2 separate regions of the Homo sapiens genome follow, and region 2 is linked to region 1. Evidence: read pairs that join two places in POLR2A ChIA-PET (ENCODE). Cell type or tissue: OCI-LY7. All regions are shown on one strand. Each heading gives the region's core, and the rest is flanking DNA. Links, peaks and the distances in the headings are about the cores only.

Region 1 (10,714 bases), core at 1,799-9,798:
TATGTAGCCCCTAGCTCACACAAAACCATTGGTGGTTGTTTTTTTAAAAACAAACAAATTTTGATTATAAAGAAAATGCTCAAATGAACAATATGCATATGATTCAGCCCTCATGGAAACTTTTTAATACCTGCAAAGCCCCTGACTTCATTCTTCACATCTGTCTTTCAAGGTAGACTAGCAATGGCATGGTCTCCATCTGGCAGATTAAAAACAAAAACAAAAACAAACAAACAAAAAACCTGAGAAATTAAAATCACGTTTCCATAGCTTGACCATGTTGAAAGGTGATACCACAAGAGTCTACCTCACTGGTTGATTTATTGCTCAAAAGCAGTTCTCAATCCCCAATTCTTTTTTTTTTTTTTTTTTTTTTTTGAGACGGAGTCTGGCTCTGTTGCCCAGGCTGGAGTGCAGTGGCGTGATCTCAGCTTACTCCAACCTCCGCCTCATGGGTTCAAGCAATTCTCCTGCCTCAGCCTCCCAAGTACCTGGGATTACAGGTGCACACCCCCACGCCTGGCTAAATTTTGTATTTTTAGTAGAGACGGGATTTCACCATGTTGGCCAGGCTGGTCTCGAACTCCTGACCTCAAGAGATTCACCTGCCTCGGCCTCCCAAAGTGCTGGGATTACAGGCATGAGTCACCACGCCCGGCCCCCAATTCTGTGAAATTCCATATGACAATATTTTTTTCTGGGAAGGCCAAAGCTGTGATTTGGTAGAAGGAGTGGAGGACTCGCAGCTGGAAGAGCTGCCAACCACTTCACTTTCCAAAGTATTGCAAACCATGAAAGTGTGAGTTCTAACTCCACATTTCAGAGAGCTGATTAACCTCCTGAGCTGTGGTCTCCTTGTATGTAAAGTGCAGTTCACACCTCCAACAAATATCTGCTGAGCACCTACTGTATGTCGGACATTGTGCTAGGCACTAGCAACACAACTATGAGCCCTTCCTGACCCTCAGGGATTGGTAAACTACGGCCAGGGACTGTCTCTGCACCCAACAAGTTAAAAATGTTTTTCATATTTTTGGATTTGTGAAAAAAATCAAAAAGAATGTTTTGTAATTTGTGAAAATGTATATAAAATTCCAGTGTCAGAGTCCATAAATCATCTGTTATTTGAATACAGTCACATTCGTTAGTCTATGCATTGTCAATGGCTGCTTCCAGACCACAGTGGCAGAGCTGAGCAGTTGTAACAGAGACCATATGGCCCCCAAGGCCAAAAGTACTTACTATCTGGCTCTTTACAGAAAAAAAAATTTTTAAAATTGGCTGACCCTTGGACCAAAGGAAAAAAAACAAGGTAATTGCAGATTCAGAAAAGTTCTATGACATTTAAAAGGTAGGGACCGGGTGCGGTGGTTCATGCCTGTAATCCTAGCACTTTGGGAGGCCGGGATGGGCGGATCACTTAAGGCCAGGAGTTCGAGACCAGCCCGGACAACATGGTGAAACTCCGTCTCTACTAAAAATATAAAAATTAGCCAGGCATGGTGGCACGTGCCTGTAGTCCCAGCTACTTGGGAGGCTGAGACAGGTGAATCGCTTGGACCCGGGAAGTGGAGGCTGCAGTGAGCTGAGATTGCACCACTGCACTTCAGCCTGGGCAACAGAGTGAGACTCCGTTTCAAAAGACAAAAAAGAAAAGAAAAGAAATTTAAAAGGTTGGGGGGCGGGTGGAATTTTTCAAGGCTGTTATGAAGGTGGCAATTAAAGCGCCTAGAGAGGACACTCTGTTAACTTCCACAACTGGAGTATTTGCAGGTCCTACTGGCCCAACCTGGTACCAACCAGTTGAAAATAATGGGTGTGTCCAGAACGTCACTGGTTCCTGACCTCCGATCCCACTCAAGTCCTGCGGATGCTCTGCGCTGCGCTCTCAGGCTGCCCTCTGGGGATACACCTGTGTGCACGCCAAGGGTGCTGCTTCCACTACACCAGTGGTGTAGGTGCCAACATGGAGTTACACCTCTGCTGCCCTCACACTCACAGAGATGCTTTGCTGCACAGCGGGGTGAGGACAATGACCCTCTCCTCCACTCAGTATCCCTGAAGTTACTTTGGAACCTAAGCAGATAGCTGTGGCCTCTGTCTCCCTGACGCCCTGCGGAAATGGCTCCTTTAGTCCTTCCCTGCTGCCACCTGCCACTGGACTGGAAGACAAGGTCAGGGATTGGCACTGCATTTTTTCTATGCAAAATTCTTCCCCCGCTTCCTCTCTTCCTATGTTGTCTTCCCCCTCTCCTTCTCCCATGTAAATGCCCCATGTAAATAGATGCCTGTATGGACTAACGAAGCAGTGTCCTCTGGCTGTGTAATCTGCTGTATAATTCATATGATATGACATTATCAGCATTTCCTAATCTCCCTCTTAGTTGGCCACCCAGCCCCTTATCTTTATCCTACCCCAACTCCCTCACCCAGAGATACACAGTCCAGTATTTGTTGATTTGAATTGACGGAACTTGGGGCCCGGCAGTTCAGGCAGTCAGTCCCAGTCTCCTTGGCCCCTTCGAGTCATCAGACGGGACCCAGGCAGATCTGTGAGTGCATCAGTCCTGGACCAGTCTCTAGGTGCTCAGCGTGCTGCGGGAGATCTGGGTGTCTGGGGAGGGACCACACAGCAGGATCAGAACCTTGAAGGAGGCTCCTGCCCCTGGTGGCCTGCAGGGCATGCTGGCCTGCCCTGAGCTTCTGCTTGTGGCCCCGACATCCTGCCACTTCTTGCCTGTCTCTCTGCATAGGCTCTGACTGGGGTATCATGCTGTGAAGGGTCCACCAGGCCCTGTGCCACCAACTAGGCCTTCTCACAACCATTACTTAAGCTTACCTGAACTTCACATGCCCCCTGGACCTTGCACCTGTGTGTCCAGGCTGGGTCAGCACCTTGCATTGTTCTCTCCTCACCCCTGCTTGAGCTTCCTACCCCTAACTTAAAAAAAAAAAAATCTTCAGCTACCTTCTTTAGCCCAGAAACTCTCCTCAGCTTGCATGAGAGAGGGGTTAGGCACAGAACAACCCTGTTGTTCTGATGGGTTAACTTCAGTCTTTCCCAGGCCAGCTTCCTCCCCTTACTCTGAGGGGCCTGTGCCACCAAGGTCCCAGCGTGGCTCAAGGCTCAAGCTCACTTAACCACCATAGCAGCTGGTATCACCGCTTGGCTCCCTCTACTGGAGCAGAACAAAAGTTAGGGAGACAGGTGGAAGGGGCAACTATTAACACACATTGCACTATCTCTCGGTGGGCTCAGAAACTGGGGTAGGCCCAAACTAATGGGACAAGGCATCCAGTTACCATTAGGTGGAAAGACAGGCGGTGGCAGTGGGAGGATGACAGGCCAGTCCAGCGCCCTTCAGCAGGGCAATGTCTATATTCTTCATTTATATACCATTTGTTCTTTTTTTGTTTTGTTTTGTTTTTGTTTGTTGTTTGTTTGTTTGTTTGTTTTTGAGACCAAGTCTCACTCTGTTGCCCAGGCTGGAGTGCAGTGGTGCGATCTCAGCTCACTGCAACCTCCACCTCCCAGGTTCAAGTGATTCTCCTGCCTCAGTCTCCTGAGTAGCTGGGATTACAGGCGCCCACCACCACGCCTGGCTAATTTTTGTATTTTTAGTAGAGACGGAGTTTCACCATGTTGGTCAGGCTGGCCTCGAACTCCTGGCCTCGTGATCCGCCCACCTCGGCCTCCCAAAATGCTGGGATTACAGGTGTGAGCCACCGCACCTGGCCATCTCTGTTCTTTTAAGGAGGCAAGAAAGTAAGAACAAAGGGACAGAAGAAAATGTACACACAGGACTGCCAAGCAATCCTTCTCTGCTTCTCCTTCCAAGCATGTGATGTGTCCAACTCCCTCATCTCTCTGTCCCTGCTAACCAGGATAGGATTATTTTAAGTAGGTGAAAAATGTCTTTGACCATGTAAGGCCTCCTGAAACTCTAAAACCTGTTTTGTAAGAGTCTGTGCTCATTTTAATTTAATTAGCAAACTTGGAATTGCTCACACTGCTTTCTGATTCTGCAAGATTCATGAAAATGTATGCAAAATGTTATGGGGAATTGGTAAACTATGGTACTCTGTGTCTGTACAGCAATGCCCTTAAAAAGCAAGCTATCTGAGGCTGGTGATCAGGCAAGCTTCAGAACAATTCTCCCACTGGGTGGGAAGTTGGATGGGTGGCTTCCAAGGTTGCTTCTAACTCCAAGATGTTACGACACTAAGGTTAATGGACACTGAAATGCAGGCCAAGAAAAACCATCTAACGTGAGGGGTTAAAAAAAGACTTGACAATGTTTTTTACCCAGAACACGGTGAGCTGAAACATTTCCAGCTAGGGCTGTCAACAAAGAATGTGTTTGCAAAACATTCAGAAATTAAAGTAAACTTCAGCAGGCAAATGATAAACCTTCCCTAAAAAGGTAATCACATGGTGAGTGACCAGATTTTGGATGTGGTCCAAAATGCTTTCACATTTTTAACTCCAAATGGGCTGGGGCACTTGCTTTGAGGGTCAAAAACATGAGAAGTTAGGATAATTGCCTCCTACTCAGCAGGCAGCCGTGGGAAAGCTGTGAGAAATAAAGTACCTGGTGGCGACTCCGAAAAGCCAGCCAACCCCTGAGGATTGTGGTGCAGGAAGAAAGGGGCATAGAGTGGGCACACAGCGGTCCCAGAGCCATAGGAAAAGGAGGTCCCGGGGATACCAGGGCACCCCTCAGTCCAGCTGCCGATGCCCTGGCCAGGGGGCAGTGTGGGTTGCTTTGCCATCCTCCTTTCTCCCGGATGCTATTCCAGCCAGTACAGCACCACATCTGGAAAAGTCCTCATTCCATTGAGGCTCAGACTCTTCAACCACATCAAACTCTACCTTTTATTGGGGTGTGGAGGAGCTTTGGTTTTGGCTATATCTGCTTTACAATTTTTTTTCATTGTGAAATAGATCATATTACAAAAGAATGTGCATAACGTATATGTCCAGCTTAAAGAATAATAATAAAAACCAGATACACATATCCACACCACCCAGCTTAAGGAATTGAACATTGCCAATACCATGAAGCTCACTCCATGCCCACCCTTCCCAATTGTCTTGCTCTCCCTTCCCAAACCCTGGGGCAAGCCACTGACCTGACACAGGTGTTACTCATTCCCTGGCTTTCCTTTATAGTTTTAATCCATTTGTTGTGGATCCCTAACCAATATACTGCTTAGTGGTGCCTTTTGTGAATTTCATGTGACAAAGCCATGCTAATTGTAACCTTCTTAACATGCTGTCTTTGCTCAACAGTATTTTTGAAATTTGTTCATGTTGATGAGTGTAGCTGTAGTTTATTTGGTTTCTTTGCTATATGGGATTTCATTATGCCAAAATTTCTTCGTTATTCTGTTACTTATGAATATCTGGGTTGTTTCCTTTTTTAGCTATTATAGACAATGCTACTATGCACATTCTTGTACACATCTCCCATAGAGTATGTGCAAGAATTCCCCTCGGGCACAGCTACTCACAGTGTAGCTGGCAGACTCACTGCTGGTGCCCAAACTTTTATTGTTTTACAACAAGGTCAGGAGCTTGAGCCAGGATGTAAAGCAGCTACATCATTCAATTCACCATTTAGTTCAACTGCTACTTTTTTTCATAGCAGGACTTCCTTTCAAAGGAGCAATTGGGCCGGGCCCGGTAGCTCACGCCTAAAATCCCAGCACTTTGGGAGGCCGAGGTGGGCTGATTACTTGAGTTCAGGAGTTCAAGATCAGCCTGGACAACATGGTGAAACCCCATCTCTACTAAAAATACAAAAATCAGCCAGGCATGGTGGTACGTGCCTGTAATACCAACTCCTCAGGAGGCTGAGGCAGGAAGACCACTTGAGCCAGGAGCCAAAGGTTGGTCACCAGTGAGCCGAGATCAACCACTGCACTCCAGCCTGGAGAACAGAGAAATACCCTGTCTCAAAAAATAAAAAATAAAAAAGTGCAACTGATTTCATTCCGGAAGAAGCTCCTCAATTCCTCCTACTTCTGCTGCTTGGCAGGGCCCTTGGTGTCCTCTACCTTTTCTCTTCACCTTCATCTGCCAATCTCTGGGCACCCTCTCCCTCATCAGTGAAGACTTTGGTCTCTCACTCAGCCTCTCAGTTTTGCTCAATAAAAATGTGCTGCATGAGCGAGCTGAGATCGCGCCACTGCACTCCAGCCTGGGTGACAGAGTGAAACTCCGTCAAAAAAAAAAAAAAGTGCCACATGAATGAATGAATGCTGTGTTCTTTCCAACCCAAACATCTGCCTCAGGAGCTGCCATGTTCTTCCATGAATTCCACCTCCCCAGTTGATTTTTCCAGGGGATGGGTAAGAGTCAAAGTCCTCCCCAGACTTTTTCATCCTGGAACCAAGAAAGGCGGTCAGTGTATCTCCAGTGTAAAAGCTAAGATGTCATTCACCAGGGCTGGCAGCAGCCCTACTTACCACCTTGGGAGGAAGCTGCCTGCAGTGACAGAGGACAGAGTTGAGGCACAGAGAAGACAGCAGCAACACGAGTCGGAGCAAGCATCTGGTAGCACCTGGTCCCTGACTCCTGGGTCCCTGGGCCTGCCTGCATTGGTTTCTCAGCCCCATCTTGGCTTCTCTCTTTTGTCCAAGCTGGTTGAAATGGTTGTTTCACATCTGGAAAGAAAATGAATAATACACCCAATTTTAGGCTTAGTGAGCTGCAGAAAGCTGGAATCAAGGCTGCCCTTTGGACTGCAAAGCTGGTTATTACGAACATTTTTGAAGAATGTTGCTAATTCTTCAGATTGGTGTTACTGCAAATACCAAACTGAAACCAAAATCAAACCAAACAAAAACTCGCAAGCAAATAGGAGATCTGAGGTTGCCATATTGTAGGGCATTGCCATCTTTCCTGCCGCAGCTCAGGTATCAGCTGGACAGTTCTGCTTGGCGTGCACCACACGACCACCCGTGCCTGAACTCTGATCTCGGCTCGGGTCTTCCCAGGTCCTCTTTCCAGGGGTTCCCACTGTGGTCCATCACTCCATGTCACTTTACACCACTGGGAAGGCTATTTCACCACATCCACATGTAAGGACGGGAAAACAGCCAAACGGCACACAACTCCATGAAGAATTGTTAACACCAGCAGGGACAGCTAGGGATCTAACTCATACAGGAAAAAGGAGTACATGAGAAGCTCTGAGAAACAGCAGGACTCTCCCAAGGAATACTTAGTCCAGAAATAATTCTTTAAAACTGGGTGGAGCTTTAAAACCATTTTGCCACAGAAATCAAAAGCCCTTTATGGGCATTTCATCTGTCCCAGTCCCACCTAAAGTGGACATAAAGCACAATTCCAGTCCCTATCATCACGCCTATATAGGACAGAACAGATCAGCAGTTCCTCCTCTTCCCCATCCCTAGAAGAAAACAGCAATTATTCTTGGGTCACCTGATCACAGAGTGTACAGGAGAGGGGCACCTGGATATGTCATTCATTCCCATGTTTGAAGGTAGCTAAGGCTCAGAGAGGTTAAGTGAATTATCCAAAGTCACACAGCCATATAGTAACAGAACCCAGACTAGAAGTCAAAACTCTTGTCTAGTGCTCTTTTCTCTTCACTGTGCTGCTTAGGAGCACTTCTCAGGCAATACCGAAGACATTTCAAAGAGTGTGAATCAGAACGTGAAACCAATAAAGTAACTACAATGTCCTCAGATATCCACATGACAGCCCTGGGATGTCTTGGGCATTTTTTACCCCCAGCAGACATGCAAAGAGGTCCATGAGGGGCAGATGGACTCCTGTGGAACTGTAGGGCTGTGCTTTTCAAACCCTGGATCATGAAATCAACTTGTGGACTGAATAGCTTTTCTGAATAGAATATAAAATATCAACACTGTATCATATGGTAAAGTTAAATATTATTTCACAAACCTTTGATACCATGTGTGTGTGTGTGTGTGATGTAAAAAGTTTGCTTTTTTTTTTTTTTAACGGCGATCACTGTCAAAATGTTTCGAAAACTCTGCTTTAAGGAATAACTTCTGGAGAAACCCCCAGCTGTTACAGTTCAATGCTTTTATATTCCCTGCAGGTAGAAATTAATGCAAAAATGCTTTTATTTTTTTAATGTAGTAAACAAGATTTAGAAGCTATTTTAGTAAGGATCCAATTAACCAGAACTCTCAGGGAATTTAACGTCCTGGTTAATGGAATCTCTTCATTAATGAGGACAAATTGAAAACCCTTGTCAAGATACAGAGTCATAGAACATTATGGGTGGAAGAGACCTTGGAAATTGGTTTTCACCAACTCCCTCACTATCTTGCTGGCAGAAGGTGAGGCTCAGAAGGGGAAAGTGGCTTGCCCTAGGCCCTAAGGCTAATTGAGGGTTCAAGCCAAGACCTCAGCCCATAAATCACCTGCCCAACTCTCTTGTGAGACTGGGTTGAATCTTAGTGAAATCACACATAATAACCCTTGGGCTTGCTTCTTAATATAAAAGCACAGCATTTAGCTTGTCTATTGCCATTTGCTTTTTCTTATAGCTCAGTAAATTTGGTTTTACAGAATTTAGAACAAACACCAAAGATCTACTGGTAGCATCAAAAGGTTGGTGTGGTGTGGTTGAGCATCTTTCTCTCTGTCTCTCTCTCCGTCTCTCCTCTTCTTTTTTTTTTTTTTCTTTGAGACAGTCTCACACTGTTGCCTAGGCTGGAGTGCAGTGGAGTGATCTCAGCTCACTGCAAGCTCCCAGGTTCACACCATTCTCCTGCCTTAGCCTCCCGAGTAGCTAGGACTACAGGTGCCTGCCGCCACACCCAGCTAATTTTTTTTTTTTTTTTTGTATTTTTAGTAGAGACGGGGTTTCACTGTGTTAGCCAGGATGGTCTCCATCTCCTGACCTCATGATCTAACCACCTTGGCCTCCCAAAGCGCTGGGATTACAGGTGTGAGCCACCACACCCAGCCCCTCTCCTTTTCTTTTTCTTTGTTTGCTCTGATCTTTTTTCTTCATGTACATTATTGGTTTTTCGAGACAGGGTGATAACCTTTTTTTAAAATATATTTTTTATATTGCTTGAGGCTGAGAGAAGCTATTTTCATTCTTGGAACTCCCTAAACCATTCCTGTGACCGGTTTCTGCCTATAAGCGACTACTTAATGAGTTTTATCATATGGAGAATAAACCCTGGGAAACCAAAATGCATAGTCTTGTCCTTTGGTGGCATGCACTGTTCTCTGGGCACATTTGTTCGTTGAACACATACACATAATGTATCAGGCACTAAGGATGCAGCAGGGAACAAAACAGAAAAATCCCTGCCCTTAGGGAGCTTATACTCTAATAGTAACAAATAAGCAGACAGTAAACAAATAAGCAAATAAGCACATAGTAGGTCAGATGGCAATAAAGTCGAAGGAGTGGGGAAAGGCAGGCTAGAGGAAAATAGGGATTGCTGAGGATGGGTGGTTACTATTTCATATGGAGTAGTCAAAGAAGGCTTGTGAATCAAGAAACAGACGTCTGAAGCAAGTAAGGGCATGAGGCAGCTCACAGTCTGGGAGAAGAGAGCTCCTGGCTGGGGAGAAACAGCATTGTGTCAGGCTACAAATAACTTCCACCAAGTACCAGTGATTTCTGACTCGTCAACTCCACCTTGCCGATGACACTGTCCTAGAGGTTAGTTTTTTTCGTTTGTTGTTTGTTTGTTTGTTTTAATTTTGAGATGGAGTTTCACTCTAGTTGCCCAGGCTGGAGTGCAATGGCATGATATCAGCTCACTACAACCTCTGCCTCCTGGGTTCAAGCAATTCTCCTGCCTCAACCTCCTGAGTAGCTGGGATTACAGGCACCTGCCACAATGCCCGGCTAATTTTTTGTATTTTTAGTAGAGATGGGGCTTCACCATGTTGGCCAAGCTGGTCTCTAACTCCTGACCTTAGGTGATCCACCTGCCTCGGCCTCCGAAAGTGTTGGGATTACAGGCATGAGCCACCGCGCCTGGCCCCTAGACGTTATCAGACACTGATTTAGGGAGAAGACATTGCGCTGTTTCGTTCCATGAGCAAGCACATGTGCTAAGGATTCTGTGCTGAAAGACACAGATGATCCCTGCCCACCTGATATTAGTGACAAATCAAAAAATGACTGTCCACGCTGGTCAGGCTACGATTGCAGTAAGAATGCTGCAAAGAAGGGAGGTACAACATGCAAGTCTTCCGGAATAGGAAGAAGGATAATTTCAGGCAGAGGAAATAGCAGGCATAAAGGCACAGAGGTAGAGAGGATGGTGCATTCAGGGATCCTCTAGCTGTTTGGTCTGGTTGGGAGGTGAGTGTCAAGAAATGAGGATAGAAGCAAGCAAAAAGTAGAAGTAGAAGGTTGGGCATAGTTGCTCATGCCCATAATCCCAGCATTTTGGGAGGCCGAGGCGGGCAGATCACTTGAGGCCAGGAGTTCAAGACCAGCCTGGCCAATATGGTAAAACCCTGTCTCTACTAAGAGTATGAAAATTAGCCGGACGAGGTGGCATAGGCCTGTAATCCCAGCTACCTGGGAGGCTGAGGCACGAGAATTGTTTGAACCCAGGAGGTAGAGGTTGCAATGAGACTGCACTCCAGCCTGGGCAACAGAGTAAGACACTGTCTCAAAAAAGAAAAAAGAAAGAAATGATGATAGAATTGGGCAGAAATGTGGGTGTCACTGTA
Region 2 (10,714 bases), core at 1,514-9,513, 110 kb before region 1:
TGTTTTTGAGATGGAGTTTCGCTCTTGTTGCCCAGGCTGGAGTGCAATGGCACGATCTCAGCTCACTACAACCTCCGCCTCCTGGGTTCAAGCAATTCTCCTGTCTCAGCCTCCCGAGTAGCTGAGATTACAGTCGCCCTCCACCATGCCCAGCTAACTTCTGTATTTTTAGTAGAGACAGGGTTTCATCACATTGGTCAGGCTGGTCTTGAACTTCTGACCTCCCTCATCGGCCTCCCAAAGTGCTGGGATTACAGGCGTGAGCCACTGCGCCTGGCCATACTGTATATTAGAGATGTCCTTTTAATAAAAAGACAGAGCTTGGTTCAAGTAAAGTTTCAAAGTAAAAGGGGAAAAGGTATACTATACAGACATTAATCATAAGAAAGCTAAAGTAGCTACATAAACATCAAAGCTGGCTTCAAGACTAAAAGCATACCACATATAAAATGTGTACTCATCAGAAAGACATAACAATGCCAAGTAAGAAACTCAAAATACACGAAGCAAAAATTCAGAGAACTAAAAAGAAAAACAGATAAATGCATAGTCACATTTGTTTGGTTCTTTTTTTTTTTTTTTTCTTTGAGTCTCGCTCTGTCACCCAGGCTGGAGTGCAGTGGTGCCATCTCGGCTCACTGCAACCCCCGTCTTGCAGGTACAAGCAATTCTCCTGCCTCAGCCTCCTGAGTAGTTGGGATTACAGGCACGCACCACCACGCCTAATTTTTGTATTTTTAGTAGAGACAGGTTTCACCATTTTGGCCAGGCTGGTCTTGAACTCCTGACCTCAATGATCCACCCACCACCTCGCCCTCCCAAAGTGCTGGGATTACAGGCATGAGCCACCATGCCTGGCCACATTTGGAGAGTTTAACAACTCTAAGTAATCAATATAATAAGAAAACAAAAAATTACTATTAAGAATATAGAATAGACAACCCTACCCACAAGAAAAATTAGCCACATATGTAATTTTAAGTTTTCTAAGTCACATTTAAAAAAAATCATTTAAATAATATTTTTATTTACTAACCCAAAATATTAGCATTTCAACCTACTCAGTATTTTTTACTTTTCTTTCTTTTTTCTTTTTTTTGAGACAGGGTTTCACTCTCATCGACCAGGCTGGAGTGCAATGGTGCGATCTCGGCTCAAGCAATTCTCCTCCCTCAGCCTCCCAAGTAGTTGGGACTACAAGCGTGAGCCAGCTAATTTTTTTTTAAATTTTTTGTAGAGATAGGGTTTCACCATGTTGCCCAGGCTGGTCTCGAACTCCTGGGCTCAAGTGATCCACCCACCTCACTCAGCCTCCCAAAGTGCTGGGATTACAGGCATGAGCCACCACGCCTGGCCCATTATTACTTTACATACAGTCTTCTAAATCTGCTGTGTATTTTACACCTACAGCACATTTCAACTTAGACACTAAATGCTTATCAGAAACACATAATCATTTAATTTCATAAAACTTACAACTGAAAAAGTAGACATGTATAAAAGTTGTTCCAACAAAGTTTTCCAGTATAACCAAATCAAATATTAATCATTTTCCACTCATATTTGTATCCATACTAACAAAACTGTTAATGTAAATAAAATTAAATAAAACTGAAAATTAAGTTCTTCAGTCACACCATTCAAACTGCTTTAATACTCATTTCTTTCACTAACAACCATTTCTATACATGTTTCCTCTTGTATGAACGGTCTATTCACAATCTAGATAGTTTTAAAGAAATGTTTAAATTACCACCCTAAAGTCCCTTTAATTCTACACTAAATCAGATGTTTAAACAGTATTTTACGACAGGTTTTTTAATTCAAAAAACTTTGTGTTTGCTGTAAACTGGAGTACCTTGTATACAGTACATAATTTAATGCTGGAAATCTAATTTAAAAGGTTTAGCCGGCTGGGTGCGGTGGCTCACATCTGTAATCCTAGCACTTTGGGAGGCCGAGGCAGGTGGATCATGAGGTCAGGAGATCGAGACCATCCTGGCCAACATGGTGAAACCCTGTCTCTACTAAAAATACAAAAATTAGCTGGGCATGGTGGTGGGTGCCTGTAATCCCAGCTACTTGAGAGGCTGAGGCAGGACAATTACTTGAACCCAGGAGGCAGAGGTTGCAGAGAGCCAAGATCACGCCACTGCACTCCAGCCTGGCAACAGAGGAAGACTCCGTCTCAAAAATAAATAAATAAAATAAAAAGTTTATAGTTACTATATATATGTTTGTTTAATATACTTATGATTTACTTCCTACAGAACCCTCAGTCAGAAATGTTTCCTATCACATTTGGGATTAAGGAAAAAAAAAAAAGAAGTAGCATGGTGAAACCTCATCTCTACTAAAAATACAAAAATTAGCTGGGCGTGGTGGCACACCTGTAGTCCCAGCTATTCAGGAGGCTGAGGCAGAAGAATCGCTTGAACCCGGGAGGCGGAGCTTGCAGTGAGCCAAGATCGCACCACTGCACTCCAGCCTGCGTGACAGAGCAAGACTCCGTCTCAAAAAAAAAAAAAAAAAAAAACCTCTAGAGATACTTTTTTATATTGGGGAGGAAAAGCATTTTCCAAGAACTACAAGGTTTTAGGCATTAATAGAACATACATATACACCCTAGAATATATATCAAGATACATGACAACATTCAAGTTCTAGTACATATGCTTAAAAATTAGCCTCAATACTTAAAATTAAAACTATTACATCACTCCCACAGGCTTTATAGATTATGCAGCCCAATTTACTCATTTTAAAAATAAGAAAAACATACAATTAAACCACTGTTTGGGGGGAAATCAAGGCCAGGTCTTATTTAGTGTTATTTCCTCCACAGCAGTGCTAGTCAAGCTTAACATGAATACACATCACCTGAGTATCTTGTTAAAATGCATATCCTGATTCAATAAAACTGGGATTGAGCTTGAAACTGCATTATTATCAATCCAAGATGATGCCAAAATTGCTGGTCCTCAGGATATATGGACTAACAAGGGTCACTCTATTTCACAAGTGTTTAGGATGTAAGTGTCATTCATTTAATTCTATTTCATGTAGTTTCTAACAATATTAAAATAAAATTTTCAAGGAAGAAAAAAAGTTTTCAAGCTAAACTGTAATGCTCTATTTTTCCTGGGAGACTGCTAATACTGTGATACAACTAACCACTCCAGGGTTGCTATCAAGGGTTTGATATACCAAAGTTCAAAAAAGTCGAGGTACATAAAACAATCTCTACTTAAAAAAGGAAAAAGCTATAGAAATTATTTTAAAATGGCTGGGCGCGGTGGCTCACACCTGTAATCCCAGCACTTTGGGAGGCCAAGGCGGGCGGATCACGAGGTCAGGAGATCGAGACCACAGGGAAACCCCGTCTCTATTAAAAATACAAAAAAAGTAAGCCGGACACGGTGGCAGGCGCCTGTAGTCCCAGATACTCAGGAGGCTGAGGCCGGAGAATGGCGTGGACCCAAGAGGCGGAGCTTGCAGTGAGCCGAGACCGTGCCACTGCACCCCAGCCTGGGCGACAGAGCGAGACTCCGTCTGAAAAAAAAAAAAAATTATTTTAAAACGTTAACATGATATACGGCTAGGATTGAAAACTATCAGCTAGTTTAGCTCTATTAAACTATTAGTCTAGCTCATCCAATCACCTGGGTGAGCTTTTATAACAGTGCTGGGTCTCCCCCACAAGACTATTGCAGCCTGGGATACAAGTATTACAAGTACTGACAAAGACACAAACTTGGACTTCGATAAATTTTTTTTGAAGGAAAAAAACAGCTACTAGTCAAACAGATACTACAAGAAAATATTTTAACTTATAATCTGGTCCTGTAAAACATTAAGAACTTATAAACTCATATTTCTCTCATATAAAATTAGAACTACAATGCAAATTACAAAAACAAAAATTTTAAAGACTCCAGGAAACGACTTATTAACAATTTCAGTTATCAAATATTTTCTCCCTTAGACTTGTCCCTTTCTAGCCAACAACAAAAGACCATCCTAAAATAGACTTTTAAAAATGCTTTAAAGAGGGCAGCTGCAGTGGCTCACGCCTGTAATCCTAGCACTTTGGGAGGCCGAGGTGGGTGGATCACCTGAGGTCAGGCGTTCCAGACCAGCCTGGCCAACATGGTGAAACCCTGTCTCCACTAAAAATACAAAAATTAGCCAGGCGTGGTGCCACACGCCTGTAATCCCAGCTATTTGGGAGGCTGAGGCAGAAGAATCACTTGAACCCCAGAGCCCGGGAGAGGGAGGTTGCAGTGAGACAAGATCCCGCCATTGCACTCCAGCCTCAGTGACAGAACCAGACTCCATCTCAAAAAAAAAAAAAAAAATGCTTTAAAGAGTATATAATACCATTCATCTCCTTCCTTCATTACTATTAAATCAGGAAACAAAGAGTTGTTTTTCCTATAGGATTCACATACTATTTTCCACTTGAAATGTACCCCGTTTCCATAGTAACTACCACTGATGTCACAGAATTTTTGCTGTTCCCACTTAAAGAACACTAAGGCAAAAAATACTTTTATGCATTTATTAAAATAGACGAAGAAAAATGTAAAATGGTTTATAAATGTATAAACTCAAAAGTATTTTTCCCCAAAGTTTGTCATCAAATATTACCCAGTTCTTAAAAGCATACACCTGAATATGTAAGTGTACTTAAAAAAAATACTAAAGTTGGCCGGGCGCGGTGGCTCACGCCTGTAATCCTAGCCCTTTGGGAGGCCGAGGCAGGTGGATCACTTGGGGTCAGGAGTTCAAAACCAGCCTGGCCAATATGGTGAAACCCCGTCTCTACTAAAAATACCAAAAAAATAGCTGGGCGTGGTGGCAGATGCCTGTAATCCCAGCTACTTGGGAGGCTGAGACACGAGAATCACTTGAACCTGGGAGGTAGAGGTTGCAGTGAGATGAGATCGTCGTCCACTGTACTCTAGCCTGGGCAGAGCAAGGCTCCATTTCAAAAAAAAAAAAAAAAAAAAAGAATACTAAAGTAAATTTAAATTTGGTATTTTAAATGACGTTAAAATTTAGGAAGTCAACTTTGTTAGCTAGTCAGGAGATTCTAGAATAAGCGATGGCTCAGGGGATTCTTTTTTTTTTTTTTAAGATTTTGGGTGTTTTGCTTATTTGTTTTGAGATGGGGTCTTGCTCTGATGCCCAGGCTGCAGTACAGTGGCACAATCACAGCTCACTGTGGCCTTGACCCCCAAGGCTCAAGACATCCTCCCATCTCAGCTTTCTGAGTAGCTGGGACCACAGGCATGCACTACCACAGTCAACTAATTTAGTTTTTGTAGAGACCAGGTCTCACTATGTTGCCCAGGCTGGTCTCAAACTCCTGGACTAAAGGGATCCTCCTGCCTCAGCCTCCCCAAAGTGCTGGGATTCCAGGAGTGGGCCACCACACCCAGCCTCGGGGAACTCTATAATCAACAAGACAGAAATTCAGACATTTTATTCAGGTTCTGCAAGTCTCTTCATTTTCTTCTACAGAGAAGTCTTGAAGAAAATCTCACCTCAAGTCAAGACCAAAAAAAAGGGTCTTAGACGGGCTCTTAGGTACTTTTTTGGGGGGAAATGAGGGAGAACATACTTTTGTTATGTGGACCAGATTTTTAAAGAATGAGAGTACACAATATTGAAACTTTCTTACTTTAATATTTTTTAGGTAAGTTGTTTATATCCTAGAGAAATTCCTGCATACATATACAAGAAGAACGAAACATGGTTCCTTGTTCACCAAAGTATTGTTGGTAACTACAAAAAAAAAAATTGGAACAACCTAAATACCCATGGATAAATAAAAAATAAGTCAGAGAATTGAAATTAATGCATAAGATCTAAATATTTACATATGGATAAGCTTCCACACCAACGTGGAATGAAAAAAATTAAATCAAGCAGCCAGGCGCGGTGGCTCATGCCTGTAATCCCAGCACTTTGGGAGGCCGAGGCAGGTGGATCACGAGGTCAGGAGATCGAGACCATCCTGGCTAACGTGGTGAAACCCCATCTCTACTAAAAAATACAAAAAATTAGCCAGGCGTGGTGGCACACACCTGTAGTCCCAGCTACTAGGGAGGCTGAGGCAGAAGAATGGCATGAACCCGGGAGGTGGAGCCTGCAGCGAGCCGAGATCGCGCCACTGCACGCCAGCCTGGGTGACAGAGCAAGACTCCGTCTCAAAAAAAAAAAAAAAAAAAAAATTTAAATTAAATCAAGCTACAAAATACAGTCTGAACCACTCACCATGTTTTAAACACAACACAATACTGTATATTATTTATGAAATATACAAATGTTATAAGCTATTTAAAAACCAGAAAGCATACACCACTTTCAGGACAGGTGCATATCTACGAAGAAAGGGTAAAAGAGAAAGGTTATTGGGTGAACCATTCAACTGCACAGTAACATTTTCTCTTTTAAAAAGGATTCAAAATCAATATGGCAAATATTATGTATTAGATTAATGCAATGGCTACTTGGGTATCTATTTTATCTTTCTCTGTCATTTTTGTAAGTTTGAAATACATTACAATTGTTTTTAATGAAACATTTTAATTTGCCTCAAAATTTACTTCCACAGACAGGCAAGAAAACTTACCTTTACTGAAATGACTCAATGAAATAATCCTCTCAACAACCCAGTAACTTAGCTATTAGTCCCATTTCACAGAGAGGAAATGTGGATCTTCGAAGATGTTTTTTTAAAAATTATTTAAGATTCTACAGTTAAAAGGTAATGCATGCATCAAGATTTCTATCTTTTAAACCCATGCTGTTTCCACTATACCAAACTGCTATTCGATGTTATAGGATAATTCTTAAACAGATCAATCACTGTTCCCCAGTGATACAGCCATAGAAAGGAGACTCAAATCAGTCCACATAATGATGCTTATCATTTAAAATAAATCCCTAGTATTAGCTAATCGACTCTTATGAGTAAAAAACTACAAGCGCAGAATAAGAATAGGTTTAAAGGGCTTGTTTTTGCTTGGGAAAGGTGGATTCGCTAACATCTGGTATTTGAGATTTCTAGCTCCCTAAAGTTCCAGATTAAACTAGATGTTTAGGAAAAAACTAGAGCAACCAAAATAATCACAATTACAAATACACATAACCCTTCCTTACCAGACATATCACGGGGCAAAAAACTGCTTACTAAAGAATGGTCAACACATTTGTAATTCAATTATTTATCATGGGCCTATGACTGAGTTAATACTGTCAATATTTAATTAGCCACAGCCACACCGTACAACAGTGAGTCTCACACCCACTAGAGTTTAAGAACCATCTGGGTAACTGGCTCAGAATACAGATTCTTAGACCCCACCTCCAGAGTCTGATTCAGCTGATCCATGGAGTCCAGAAATCTACATTTTTAACAAGCACCCCACTAACCAGCACCATGCTAATTCTGACACAAGGGGTGAAAGGTCTAGAACTGGAGGTGCATAAATCTTTATTCTTTCAATAGTCACTGAACACCTACAACACAGTTCTGAGAACTACAGATTCAGTAGTAAAACAAAATTAAGAACAACAACAAAAATCCTGCCCTTAGGAGTTTACATCCTAAAGACAGAGCAATAGAAAACATATGTGTGATGTCAGCTAGTGTTAAGTGCTACAGAGAAAAGTAAAGCGAGCCAAGGGAAATGGAGGCAGGAGTTGTCATTGAAGACAGTAGTCACAGATAACTTCTCCTACAAGATGACATTTGAGCAAAGAACTGAAAGACATGGACATCTGGAGGAAAAGAGGAAAACATTATTAGTAACTTTCTCATCCCTCAAAATAATTCACTGTATGAAATAATTTTAGGTGTTGTAGCTTTTACTACAGAAGAGTGAAAAACACAGAGTGCCGACTATGTGCCTATTATCTCTTTAAACCTCAAAATCACTTTGTGGAGTAGCTATGAGTTTCCTTGTTTCCATAAAGGAGTACACTGAAGCTCAGATAAAGCAATCTGCGAGGATACACATTTTGTAAGTAATCAACTGAGGATGCACAACCAGGTCTTTCTAATTGTCAAAATGCATCATCCTCCAACTAAGCCAAACTGTTAGCATCTTTATTATCAAATGAGCATGTCTGCTGAATAAACTCAGATCTGAATTCTTATATGCTCAGTACTTCTAGAAACCTGAAAAAAGCTACCAAAAATACAAGTTGTTTATTAAAAAGGTGGGGGGGGGGGTTATTTATCATCTTTATAACAAATCTTGGCATACAGCTATTTTTCCAAAAATTCCCTAGTTAATATGTATTTATACAGTCAGCAAATCATTTACACAGTCTCCCAATATTTGGGGAACAATTTTTTCTTCATAAACTTTCTAGAAGGGCAAGTATTAAATTGCATACCTTTAAAATATAAGATGCAATAAAAGTATATTTGCCCATCTTTGGCAAGATAAGCACATATATTTAAATATAAGTAAATGTGTAACTCACTGTTTCCTATTCACCAACTCCAACAATTCTCAGGACACCTACTATCCAATCTGTCATGAATTACGAGGAAGACCTCCCATCCTACCTACTTCACACTGGTAACTAGAGAGCAAGGCACTATACTAGACAGAAGTATAATTCAATAATAACAGTCTTTACTCTTAACGGTTCTAACACAAAAAGTATAAAAGGATACTGTAAAATAAAGGAAATGCTATTTGAGTACAAAAGTAGCCCTTTTTGGATTATCTAAACTAGGGTTATCAATAAAGACATTCTGAAGACGGCTGCACCTCTTAAGCCCTGAGGATCAGATTAAGGCTAACTTTAAAAATGTAGTCTAGGCCGGGCACAGTGGCTCACGCCTGTAATCCCAGCACTTTGGGAGGCCAAGGCAGGCAGATCATGAGGTCAGGAGTTGGAGACCAGCCTGACCAACATGGTGAAACCCTGTCTCTACTAAAAATACAAAAATTACCCGGGCGTGGTGGCGGATGCCTGTAATACCAGCTACTCAGGAGGCTGAGGCAGAAGAATCACTTGAACCCGGGAGGCAGAGGTTGCAGTGAGCCGAGATTGTACCACTGCACTCCAGCCTGGGCAACAGAGTGAGACTCCATCTCAAAAAATAAAATAAAATAAAATAAAAATAAAAGTATAGTCTGAGAATGTTGGACATCAACCCTGAGGAATACCACTGACAATTTCAGAGCAGAGGAGAGAGAGTCAAAGCTGTGTTGCAGAGATAAACTCAAAGTGATGAGTAAGAAGTGTAATGCGCAAATCAGATATAAGGCAATTTCAAGAGCCCGAATATAAAGTGAGAAGCCCAAAGTCAAGAGGTGACAGTAAAAATGGAAGAGCTAGTTCTTAAACATCATTCTCTGTGGCCTTAGGCCAAATTATTCCATATTTGTTATATGAAACACTCACTTTTCTTACATGCCTTATAAAACGACAATGTACTACATTCCTATTTCCGGAAGTATTTTTAGTACAATGACTCTAAGAGCTCCAAGATTTTGTAGCACACGGATCAAGAATTAATCGAAAACACAGAAGGTTTCCTTGACTCAGGCATATAGTTTAAGAATTCTCTTTTAGGCTCAAAAAATAACTTTGTTGGCTAGGCACAGTGGCTTGCGCCTGTAATCCCAGCACTTTGGGAGGCTGAGGCGGGTGGATCACGAGGTCAGGAGATTGAGACCATCCTGGCTAACACGGTGAAACTCCGTCTCTACTAAAAATACAAAAAATTAGCCATGCGTGGTGGCACACGCCTGTAGTCCCAGCTACTAGGGAGGCTGAGGCAGGAGAATGGCGTGAACCCGGGAGGCGGAGCTTGCAGTGAGCTGAGATCACGCCACTGCACTCCAGCCTGGGGTACAGAGCGAGACTCCGTCTCAAAAAAAAAAAAAAATTACTTTAAGAGTTGTAAAGTATCAAGCCATAAAAGAACTCTGAAATTTGGGATAGCCAGTTAGCAAGGGAATCATACACACACACACACACACACACACACACACAAATACACACACACACACACACACAAATACACACACACACAAATTTAGAATATTTAAATTTAGAATAGACACTTAGATCGAATAGGGCTACTATGACAAATTTCAAAAAGCTTTAAGCCAATACTCTGGAAATTTAGACACTAAGTTCCATTCTGCCACATCTCTCTACCTCAGATGACTGTTACAGCAGCAGTTTAAAAAAAGAGAAGGCCGGGCACAGTGGCTCACACCTGTAATCCCAGCACTTTGGGAGGCCGAGGCAGGCAGAACACCTGAGGTCAGGAGTTCAAGGCCAGCCTTGGCAACATGGTGAAACCCTGTCTCTACTAAAAATACAAAAAATTGGCCAGGAGCAGTGACTCACACCTGTAATCTTAGCACTTTCGGAGGCCAAGGTGGGTGAATCACGAGGTCAGGAGTTCGAGACCAGCCTGCCCAACATAGTGAAACCCCATCTCTACTAAAAATACAAAAAAATTAGCCAGGCGTGAGGGCGGGTACCTGTAGTCCCTTGGGAGTAGCTACTTGGGAGGCTGAGGCAGGAGAATCACTTGAACCCTGGAAGCAGAGGTTGTAGTGAGCAGAGATCATTCCTGGGTGACAGAATGAGACTCCATCTCAAAAAGAAAAAAATTCGCCAGGTGTGGTGGTGTGTACCTAAAATCCCAGTTACTCGGGAGGCTGAG

The links. ChIA-PET counts read pairs that join two places held together with the same protein. Peaks named below come from ENCODE experiments on the same cell type or tissue, not always from the same donor. Only the 100,000 strongest peaks of a DNase experiment are listed, where the experiment ranks them.
Region 2: POLR2A ChIA-PET joins it to region 1 with 10 read pairs; 14 of 35 experiments call an interaction of 5 or more read pairs at or near these places.

Annotation. Positions count from the first base shown.
Region 1 is chr2:38,462,773-38,473,486 of GRCh38, forward strand. It overlaps LINC02613 (long intergenic non-protein coding RNA 2613), which reads right to left. Exons shown (of 5, transcript NR_110259.1): 4 at 6,472-6,669. Among named protein-coding and RNA genes, the nearest start is that of LINC01883, 37 kb to the left of the region's middle. In OCI-LY7, for the core only: CTCF peaks have their summits at 3,194 (motif pointing left) and 3,393; DNase peaks (open chromatin) are centred at 3,149 and 6,529; H3K27ac peaks cover 391 bases.
Region 2 is chr2:38,355,137-38,365,850 of GRCh38, forward strand. All of the region lies in intron 1 of ATL2 (atlastin GTPase 2), which reads right to left. Among named protein-coding and RNA genes, the nearest start is that of ATL2, 17 kb to the right of the region's middle. In OCI-LY7, for the core only: no CTCF peak of the experiment used is centred there; no DNase peak of the experiment used is centred there.